Linked DNA regions of Homo sapiens: region 2 is linked to region 1. Evidence: read pairs that join two places in POLR2A ChIA-PET (ENCODE). Cell type or tissue: GM12878. All regions are shown on one strand. Each heading gives the region's core, and the rest is flanking DNA. Links, peaks and the distances in the headings are about the cores only. Region 1 overlaps DRC8 (dynein regulatory complex subunit 8). Region 2 has its middle 16 kb from the start of DRC8.

What was found. ChIA-PET counts read pairs that join two places held together with the same protein. Peaks named below come from ENCODE experiments on the same cell type or tissue, not always from the same donor. Only the 100,000 strongest peaks of a DNase experiment are listed, where the experiment ranks them.
Region 2: POLR2A ChIA-PET joins it to region 1 with 10 read pairs; 9 of 35 experiments call an interaction of 5 or more read pairs at or near these places.

The regions. Positions count from the first base shown.
Region 1 is chr1:245,036,311-245,041,698 of GRCh38, forward strand. All of the region lies in intron 3 of DRC8 (dynein regulatory complex subunit 8), which reads left to right. Among named protein-coding and RNA genes, the nearest start is that of EFCAB2-AS1, 68 kb to the left of the region's middle. In GM12878, for the core only: no CTCF peak of the experiment used is centred there; no DNase peak of the experiment used is centred there.
Region 2 is chr1:244,950,985-244,956,372 of GRCh38, forward strand. It overlaps the pseudogene RNU6-947P. Among named protein-coding and RNA genes, the nearest start is that of DRC8, 16 kb to the right of the region's middle. In GM12878, for the core only: no CTCF peak of the experiment used is centred there; a DNase peak (open chromatin) is centred at 2,176; H3K27ac peaks cover 268 bases.

The DNA of each region.
Region 1 (5,388 bases), core at 154-5,153:
AATCAAAACCATAGTGAAATACTACTTTAGATCCACTAGGATGGCTGTAATTTTAAAAATGAAAGATAGCAAATGTTGGTGGAAATATAAAATGGTGCAGCCACTTTAGAAAACAGTTTAGTAGTTCTTGGGAAAGTTAAATGTAGAGTTACCATATGACCCAGCAAATTCATTCCTAGGCGTATACTGACGAGAAATGAAAAAATATGTCCATACAAAAACCTGTGGATGAATGATCATAGTAGCATTATTTATACTAGCCAAAAAATAGAAACAACTCATGTCAATCAGGTGATGAATGGATAAATGAAACGTGATGTATTTATAAAATAGAATATTGTTCAGCTATAAAAGGAATGAAGTACTGATGTGTGTTACAACGCGGATGAACCTAGGAAACATTCTGCTAAGTGAAAGAAGCTGGACACAGAAGGCCACATGTGTATGACATTTATATGAAATGTCTAGAGCAGGCAAATCTGTAGACACACAGATCAGTGGTTGTGAGGAGGTAAGGGGAGGGAGGGATGGACGTAGCTGCTAACAGGTATGGGGATTCTTTATGGGGTGATTAAAATGTTCTGGGATTAGATGGTGGTGATGGTAGCTCAACCTTGTGAATATACTAAAGCCACTGGATTACACACTTAAAAAATCAATTGATGAAAAAGCAAAACAAACTGATCTCACAAAGATAGAAACTCTAAACACACCAATTTACATAGAATCATTAGGCAAGTTTTCAGAGTTCTCTCACCAAAAGGCTTCAATCCAGATAGTTTCACAGGATAATTCTATCAAAGAAGAACATTTTAGCTCTAGTGCTACTTCATCTCTTTCAGAGAATACAAAGTAAGTATAATGTTGACACCAAAAACTTAAAAAAGACTGCATTAAAAAATCTTACAAAACAATCTTATGAATATCTGTACAAAAATTGTAGATAAAATGTTAGCAACAAAATTCAGTGGCACACATAAGCAAATGGAGTTTATTCCAGAAATGTAAAAATAGTTCTGTGTTGGGAAGTTTATTAATGTAATTCATCATATAAACAGATCTGTGAAGAAAAATCATAGGATCATCTCTATAGAGGCATTTGACAGAATTCACACATTCATAATTTTGAAGACTCGATAAAGTAGAAATTAAGGACATGATTTCTTAGCATAAAATATGTGTGTTTCAGCCCAAAATCTAGTTTCTTACTTAATAAAGAAGGCACAAACAGCATTTTCATTAATGTCAGGAATAAGATAAAGATATCCGCATTTGCTGTTATTATTTAGTATTGACTAGAGGTATTAAGCAATATAATTATATAGGTGATAACAGACACGTAAGTATTTGACGTTAAATGGTAGAAGGTAGAAAAGATAGAAGAAAGAACTATCTTTATTCACAGATATATGATTAAATATCTGGAAACCTCAAGAAAATAAATGGAAAAACTACAAAGAAAAATAATATTTGCTAAAGTATAGTAGGGAATAAAATTAATACATAGAAATCAAGAGCGTTCACCTATACAAACAATGCCCAGTTGGATGATATAATGGAAAATAAGACTCATTTACAATAGCAACAAAAAAGCTAAAATTTATAGACAAAAATATAACAAAAACCATATAAATGCTACATAATTCAGATAACTTGAAATATATAAAAATAGATGAACAAATAGACATACCATGTTGTTGGATAAGAGGACTTGAAATTATAAAGATGCCAAATAATTCTAAATTAACTTATTAAGTTAACACAGTCTCAATTAAAATATCACCAGATCTTTTCTGGACCTAGATAAGTGAATTTTAATTTTCATATGAGAAATAAGTTAGCAAGAATAGGCAAGAAAACTCTGATAAAGAGTAAGGTGGCCCAGCGTGGTGGCTCACACCTGTAATCCCAGCACTTTGGGAGGCCGAGGCAAGCAGATCACGAGGTCAGGAGATCGAGACCACCCTGGCTAACATGGTGAAACCTTGTCTCTACGAAAAATACAAAAAATTAGCTGGGCATGGTGGCAGGCGCCTGTAGTCCCAGCTACTCAGGAGGCTGAGGCAGGAGAAAGGCATGAACCTGGGAGGCGGAGCTTGCAGTGAGCTGAGACCGTGCCACTGCACTCCAGCCTGGGTGACAGAGTGAGACTCCGTCTCAAAAAAAAAAGTAGGGTGGTGAGTTTAGCTTTGTTTGATATTAAAACATACTACAAATCCTCTATTGTTAAAACAGTATGGCATAATGGATCAATGAAATAGAAAATCCAGAAATTGTTCCAAGTGCATATGGAAAGTTAATATAGGATATAAATAGCATCTCTGATGTGTGAGGAAAACATAGATTTAACTGGATAGCTATTTAGAAAAATATAAAATTGGGTCTGTACTTCATGCTGTATAGTAAGATAAAGTTTGTGTGCAACAAGTATCTAGGTTTAAAACAAAACCTTGTTAAGTATTTAAAAATATGAATGAATTCCATTATAAACTTGGAGTAGGAAAAATAACTCAAAACAAAAGCCAGAAGTAGAAAGATTTTAAAATTTAATAAAATTTTACATAATAAAATTTCAAGCCAAAAAAGAATTATAAAATCAAGAGATAAATAACACCTTGAGAAAAATCTTACATTGTAAATGGCTAATATCCCTGATATTGTGTAAAAGTGGTAACTCTTTTAAAAATATTTGATTAACCAGAAATTTCCATTTCTTGACCACAGAGAAAAAAGGAATCTAGTATGCCATTATTTTGAAATTTAATCTTTTCAGTGCACCCCCTTATTTACTGCATTATTCACAATAGCCAATATAGGGAATTAACCTAAGTGTCCAAACGAATGAATGGATAAGGAAAATGTGATATGTTTACACAGTGAAATACTATCCAGTATTTTAAAAAACATTTTATTTTGAAATAATTTTAGAGTTATATAAATGCAAAAACATAGTACCCAGGATGGGCAACATAATGAAACCTTGTCTCTACAAAAAAAAAAAAAAAAAAAAAAAAAAAAAAAAAGCCAAGTGTGGTGGCACAGTGCTTCCAGCTGCTCAGGAGGTTGAGGTGGTTGGATTGCTTGAACCCAGGAGCTCGAGGCTGCAGTGAGCTATGATGGCATCACTGCACTTCAGAGTGCAACAGAGTGAGACGCTGCCTCTTAAAAAAAAAAAAAAAGAGTTTGTGTATCCTTCACCCCATTCACATCTTACATAACTACACTACAATGATCAAAACCAATAAATTAACGTTGGTTCAGTACCATCAACTGAACTAGAGATGTACTGGAGTTTCACCAATTTCCCACGAATTCCCTCCTCTCTCCCAGGATCCGTGCAGAACGCTGTCCTGCGCTGTTGTCTTGTCTCTTTAGCCCTCCAGTCTGTGACAGTTCCTCTTTCATCACCTTGATACTTTTGAAAAATCCTGCTGAATTCTTTTTTAGAATGTCCCTCAGTTTGGGTTTGCCAGATATTTTCCTGTGATTAGATTGAGCCAGTATATTTTTGGCGAGAATACTACACACAAGTGAGTTTGTGCCCTTCTCAGAGCATCATGTCAGGGAATACATGATGTTGCTCTGCTTTAGTACTGATGATGTTAACCTTAATTGCTTGCTTAAGATAGTGTCTGCCAGGTTTCCCCACAGCAAAGTTATGAATTTTCCTTTTGTATTTGGTAAATACCTTGGAGGAGATACTTTAAGACTGTGCAAATATTGATTCCCCTCAAACTCTGGCCCACAAGTAGCATCCGTTGGTCAATCTTGCCTGTGAATGTTATTACTGTGGTTTTTGCCAAGCGGCGTTTTGGTGTTATTTTTAAAAAGGAAATTCCAGGACAGTGGGCTTGTTCTCATTTTGTTGGGCAGTCGGCAGCCATTGGGCAATGTGGAATTTAGAATTACTTAGGCCTTTCCCAACACAGAAAAATGCCATAGTCTATTAATTCAGTAAACATTTATGGAACCCTTGTTATGACCAAGGCCTCTTGGTGAAATATGCAGACAGCATAGGATCTGGTCTGCACCTGAGTCTTTTTCTCTGCCACTACTTTTCACCTTGAATCACACTCGCCATCAAGATTTGTTCTAAGATGTTATTGCAAAAAGTGCTGAGAGACAAGTCCAGGAGTCAGAGGATAGGACCAATTTCCAATTTTGCCCCAGACTAGCTACGTTACTAGCAGGGCGAGTCAGATATCGTCTCAAAGTTCTAGTCTCCTTATTTTTAAAATAGGGAATATAATATAGATTGACATTAGAATTAAATGAGTGGATATATATGAAAGTACTGTTTAAGTGAAAGGCATTTTTCAAGCTATAAAGTGTTCTACAAATTAATTATTGTCTGGGCACGGTGGCTCATGCCTGTAATCCCAGCACTTTGGGAGGTTGAGGCGGGAGGATCGATTGAGCCCATGAGTTCAGGACCAGCCTGGCCAACATAGTGAGGCCCTGTCTATAAAAAACAAACACACAAACATGAATTACTCAACAAATATTTGATTTCTTATTAAGTGTGAGCTTTTTCTAGGTGTTAGAATATAGCAATGAAAGCCAAAGCCTCTGCCCTCCAGGAACTTATATTTTAGAGGAAAAAGGTGGATAATAGAAAAGTAAACAAGTAATAAATACAATTTCAAATAGTAATAAATGCTACACTGTAAATAAAACAGGATGATGTAACAAAATGTGCTATAAAGAAAATAAAGTAGGATAATACATTAGAGAATTGGGGTGTGTTTAGGTGGGATGGAATAGTTTAGACGTTCTGGTCAGGGAGTGCGTCTCTGGAAGTAATTTTCGAGATAAGAACTTTAAGATTAGGAGTCAGCTGTGTGAAGCAGGGGAGAGCAAATATAAAGGCCCTTTGAAGGGGAAAGGATTAGGATGCTGGAGAAAAGCAAAGAGGATAGTGTACCTGTGAGGTCGCTAGAGAGTGGTGTAAGATCAAGCCAAAAACGTTGGCAGGGCCAAATGACGTAGAGCATTACATGCTGTGAAAAAGAAGTTTCTCGGTGCAGTTGATCAGGAAGAAGTTGACCAGAAAGCCATTGAAGGGTTTTAAGCAGGGCATTACATGTTATGATTTTCATTTTAAAAAGATTGTTCTGGCTGCTGTGAGAATGGATTGAGATGGCCATCAAGAGCAGAAGCAGAATGACAGCCTGTGGTCTATTGCAGTGGTGCAGGCAAGAGGGAATGGTGGCCAGGCAAGCTTGGTGGTGGCAGTAAGTTGTAAGATGTCATTATTGTTATTGTTATGGGCTGAATTACGTCCCCTCCAAATTCGTGTTTTAAAGTCTTAACCTCCAGTATACCTCAGAATGAAACCTTAGTTGGAGATAAGGTCTTTAAAGAGGTGATTAAGTTAAAAAGCCCAAA
Region 2 (5,388 bases), core at 262-5,261, 85 kb before region 1:
AGTGCAGTGGCACAGCCTCGGCTCACTGCTACCTCCGCCTCCTGAGTTTAAGCGATTCTCCTACCTCTGCCTCCTGAATAGCTGGGATTACAGATGCCCGCTACCACACCCAGCTAATTTTTATATTTTTAGTAGAGATGGGGTTTCACCATGTTGGCCAGGGTGGTCTCAAACTCCTGACCTCAGGTGACCTGCCTGCCTTGGCCTCCCAAAGTGCTGAGATTACAGGCATGAGCCACCATGCCTGGCTAGTAAGCTAGATTTAGACATTAAAATTCAAAATCTATTTTTTTAGAATAGTTTGGGCAACTGTATAAGATTTGTGATTGTATATTTGATTGTTGCTGATAAAATTGTATATGAACAATCAACAATTTACATAAACCCTGACTGCCTATTTAAGGCAAATAAAACAAGAGTTTTCTAAACAGGATTGTGCACAAGAGAGAGATATTAAAAATTTTGGCCGGGCACAGTGGCTCATGCCTATAATGCCAACACTTTGGGAGGCTGAGGTGGGAGGATCACTTGAGGCCAGCAGTTTGAGACCAACCTGGGCAACACAGGGAGACCCTGTCTCTACTAAAAATACAAAAATTAGCCAGACGTGGTGGCACACACCTGTAGTCCTAGTTACTCAGGAGGCTGAGGCAAGAGGATCGCTTGAGCCCAGGAGTTTGATGTTGCAGTGAGCTATAATTGTGCCACTGCACTCCAGCTTGAGAGACAGAGTGAGACCTTGTCTAAAAAGAAAAAAAAGCGACCCTCCCATCTCAGCCCCCTAAGTAGCTGGGACTGCAGGCGTGTGCCACTCACTACATCCGGCTAATTTTTTGCATGTTTAGTAGAGACGGGTTTCGCCACGTTGCCCAGGCTGGTCTTGAACTCCGGCTCAAACAATCTGCCTGCCTCAGCCTCCAAAATTGTTGGGATTATAGGCCTGAGCCATTGCACGCCAGCCAGGAGACATAGATTATCAGTAGACACTCAATGGATGATGGCTCAGAATTTCTTTTCACTTTGTTTAGTTAACCAGAAGAAAATGATTTATTTCTTGCCATAGTCATATAAAACAATTTGCTTTTAAACTACTATGAAAGGCCTGGCGTGGTGACTCAGGCCTGTAATCCCAGCACATTGACAGGCTGAGGTGGGTGGATCGCTTGAGTCCAGGGGTTTGAGACCAGCCTGGACAACATAGTGAGTCCTCATCCTACAAAAAATAAACATAAAGTTAGCTGGGTGTGGTGGAATGAGCCTGTAGTCCCAGTTACTTGGGAGGCTGAGGTGGGAAGGTCACTTGAGCGTGGGAGGTAGAGGCTGCAGTGAGCCATGATCATGCCACTGCACTCCAGCCTGGGTGACAGTGTGAGACCTCGCCTTAAAAAGGAAAGAAGAAAGAAAGAAAAAAGAAAGAGAGAAAGAAGGAGAGAAAAAGAAAGAAAGAAAGAGAAAGAAAGAAAGAAAGAAAAAGAAAGAAAAAGAAAGAAAGAAAGAAAGAAGAAAGAAAGAAAGGAGGGAGGGAGGGAGGGAGAGAGGAAGGGAGGAAGGAAGGAAGGAAGGAAAAGAAAGAGAAAGAGAAAAGAAAACAGAAATAAGCTAAATATGAGATTTGATGCTAAGCAAATATAGTTGTGTTGGGAGAAAAGTTCCCCCAACTTGCCTGGTGCAATGGTATTACCTCCCTTGTGAAGTTCCTGGCACTATAGTAGGTACCCAGCCAAAATAAGACCCCTTCCTGCTTCCACGTCAACCTCAGTAGCCAAGGTTTCGTAACTCCTGCCTTTAAACTGAAGAAACTGTATCAATGTCTCGTAATGTAATAGTTCCATAGCTGGCAGTAAAGAAAACCAAACTTAAAGAGCCACTTGAGCAGAGGAGATAGACCAAATCTGTTGTATTGGTTGGCATTCAGGGAAAACTCAAAGTCAAAAGGCACCATCTCAAGACCATCCAGAAAAGCTCGTTGGGCCCTTGATCCAGAAAGCACCCAGTTGGTCTCCTAGAGAGCACTGTAGGGATTCTGAAATCATTACACGTGGTTTTTAACCCAGCCCCAGTTGGATGCAGATATAAGAACCAAGAATTTGCCCTGTAGGTGTATGACGAGTTGCTTCTTCATAAGTTGCGTTGAGACCCAGCAGGCAAAGACACACCTGTTCAAAGCTAATATTCTGTTAAACAATAACCAGGGACTACTCATGAAGTTCCTCCAGATGTCTGAAGACTCCCAGGGGCGAAAGGCCCCAACGGAAAGGCCTGGCAGTTGTTCAAAAGCCACACTGGATTACTACAGCTTCCAGCCGCTCAAATTGAAACTGCCCAGGTCGAAGAGTTCTAGGAGCAGTGTAGTGACCCTTTAACTACATGCTACTTTAACCTGCATCTTCCAAACTCTTTGAATTTTTTTTTTCTTTTCCAGGACACGAAAAAAATTCAGAATAATAAAAAAAAAGAATAGCAGTAACTACTTTTTCCTGTGTTACTGCTTGTGCCAGACCCTGTAGAAGTGCATAATATGCTACGTCAACTCCATCAATATTTCTTCATAACAATCTGCAAGGAAGTATTATTGTTCTTATTTTACAAATGAAAAACCTGAGTCTCAGAGAGGTTTGGTAGTTTGCTGAAGTTCACGTAGCTAACAAGTGGCAAAGGTAGGATGTGAATTCAGGATGGATTGGCATGAATACCCACGATCTTTACTCTCAGTACACAGCTTCATACTTACATGCAGGGTTACAATGTGCTTGGTAAGGCAAGAAATCTCTACCAACACAGGATTTTTTTGAGGATTAACTAAGAAAACATAAATAAGCACACAGCCTGTTGCCTGATACACGTTAGGAACTAAGTAAATGCTTATTTTGTTTTAAAATCATTACCCTACATTCTGGAAAATGTGCCATGGAATGGGACGGGCCCACAATGGTTTTTCTATAGAGTTTTTAGCGGGTTCTGGGGACAACTATTATATATTTTAAAATAGCAACGCTCACATGCTCCATAGTAAATCAGTTGGCCAAGTTAAAAATAGATTCTAAACATAGCAAGAGCAGAAATTCAATCTAAGATACTAAGTCATGGAAAGCAGTTGACAGTGGTTGCAACAGAGAAAAGGAAGCGCAGGCACACACTGATTCTACATGTGGATAAAATTCTCCAACCTCCATTTCAGGTTTGTTCTATTCTCTATAGCAGAAAACATGCACACATATATATGCATACATGCATATACATATGCATGCAAATAAATAAACTAAGATGACACATTCTATTTATCTGCAATAGCACCATTTACAAACCTATTAATTTTGAGATTTTGGTACTTATTAGCACGTACTAGATACACTACAACAATATATAGTTCCTCAACATTTTTAGGTGTAAGAGAGAGGATGGTTAATGTTTAAAATATTTGGGGTGCAGATACACAGATGGCTAGACTGGTAGATAACTAGAAAGGATGGGGACAGAAGCTATATACCCTCTGTGCTCAGTCAATTTACAGTGGCAGCCTTAGAGAGTTGGGTTAATGCTGCCATTCTGTCATTTGAAACCCCGGGAACTGGTATGCCAGATAAAACTGCAATCACTGTGCCAAGGACTCAGGAAAAGGCGTGGAGCTTAGGTTCTCCCTCAGCCTCCTACTTTTAAACTGTTGTTTGGAGCACACAATTACTTTCTCTCAGTTGCTAGGGTGGGTGCTTCAGCTGTGGGTGTCACTATTTAGGGAGGAAGCCATGAAATGTATATCCTTAAATCACATAGTCTTGTTCCATGTACGTCAAGAAGAGAATGACTGAGGGATGTCTATTATAAACTGGAGTAATGGCACATCACACCAAATAAAACTTTCCATGGGATACTAACATAAAAGCAGATCCATTATAAATATAAAAGAAGAATGATACAGAGAAGATCAGCATGGTCCCTGAGCAAGGATGATACATGAATTCATGAAGCTTTCCATATTTTTAAAAACACCAAAGCAGGCCGGGGCGGTGGCTCACGCCTGTGATCCCAGCACTTTGGGAGGCCGAGGCGGGTGGATCATCTGAGGTCAGGAGTTCGAGACCATCCGGGTCAACATGGTGAAATCCCCTCTCTACTAAAAATACAAAAAATGAGCCAGGCTCGGTGGCTCACGCCTGTAATCTCAGCACTTTGGGAGGGTGAGGTGGGCGGATCATCTGAGGTCAGGAGTTCGAGACCATTCTGGCCAACATGGTGAAACCCTGTCTCTACTAAAAATACAAAAAATTAGCTGGGCGTGGTGGCACGTGCCTGTAATCCCAGCTATTCGGGAGGGTGAGGCAGGAGAATTGCTTGAACCCGGGAAGCAGAGACTGCAGTGAGCCGAGATCGCGCCACTGCACTCCAGCCTGGTCGACAAAGCGAGACTGATTCTGTCTTAAAAAAAACAAAACAAAACACCAAAATAACAACAAAAAAACCTACAGAAAGACTTATGACACAATTGATAATTTAGGATCAATAACTTTCTCCTTTTTTTAAAAACAAAAGCTTGAAATATATTTATTTGTAAAACACCATGTGAAATAGAATAATTGAGGATAAAAACACAGGAGAGTGGTTAGCAGTGCAGGTGTTGGAGTCAGGCTACTTGTGTTTGGTCAATACTAACTGCAGGTCTTTGGACAAGAAGTCTCGCTTCTCTAGGTCACGGTGTCCTAAAATGTCATAGTATACACTTCATAGAGTCATTGTGGCTGTTAAAGTCCTATATGCTAGCCATGATCCTAGCACATAGCATTCTAAACATTAGCTATTACCATTTTCTAAAAGTAACAGAGGCAAGAGATTACTAAATACTTGAGATAAGCGGATTACTGTAATTGAGGACTGATTTTCCTAGAAGCTAAGGAAAAAAAAAAGGTTTTACTTTCTGACAAAGAAACAATCAGCATACATCAGTGAAGACTGCCCAAACTTAAATAGGAGATTAGTAAAGGAATCTTTGAATACAGGACATTGCATCAAATAGCAGGTATCGCAATGACAGCTTTGCACACCGCAGAAATAATTGTTTACGTGTAGTGCCTGCTGTCCACTCTCTAAAAGAGCTGAGGGGGTAGGGCACTATATTGTAACTCATGTAGAGGAACTGAGACATATGCTCCAAATTCTTTGCCTTCTGACTTCTTATGGTTAGGACACGGAAAAATCCAGAAAACTGAACATATGAAACTTGCAAATGACTGATATCTTAAGTGTATGTTCGGCAGAAGCGGATCATGCTTTATTCATAATTAAGTTATCTAAATTTTTGGCTCAACAAGTATTTGTTTCCGACATTGAACAAAGGTATATGGCTTATAAGGATGAATAAGACGCATTATTCTTTTTGCCCTTATATGGTCCACA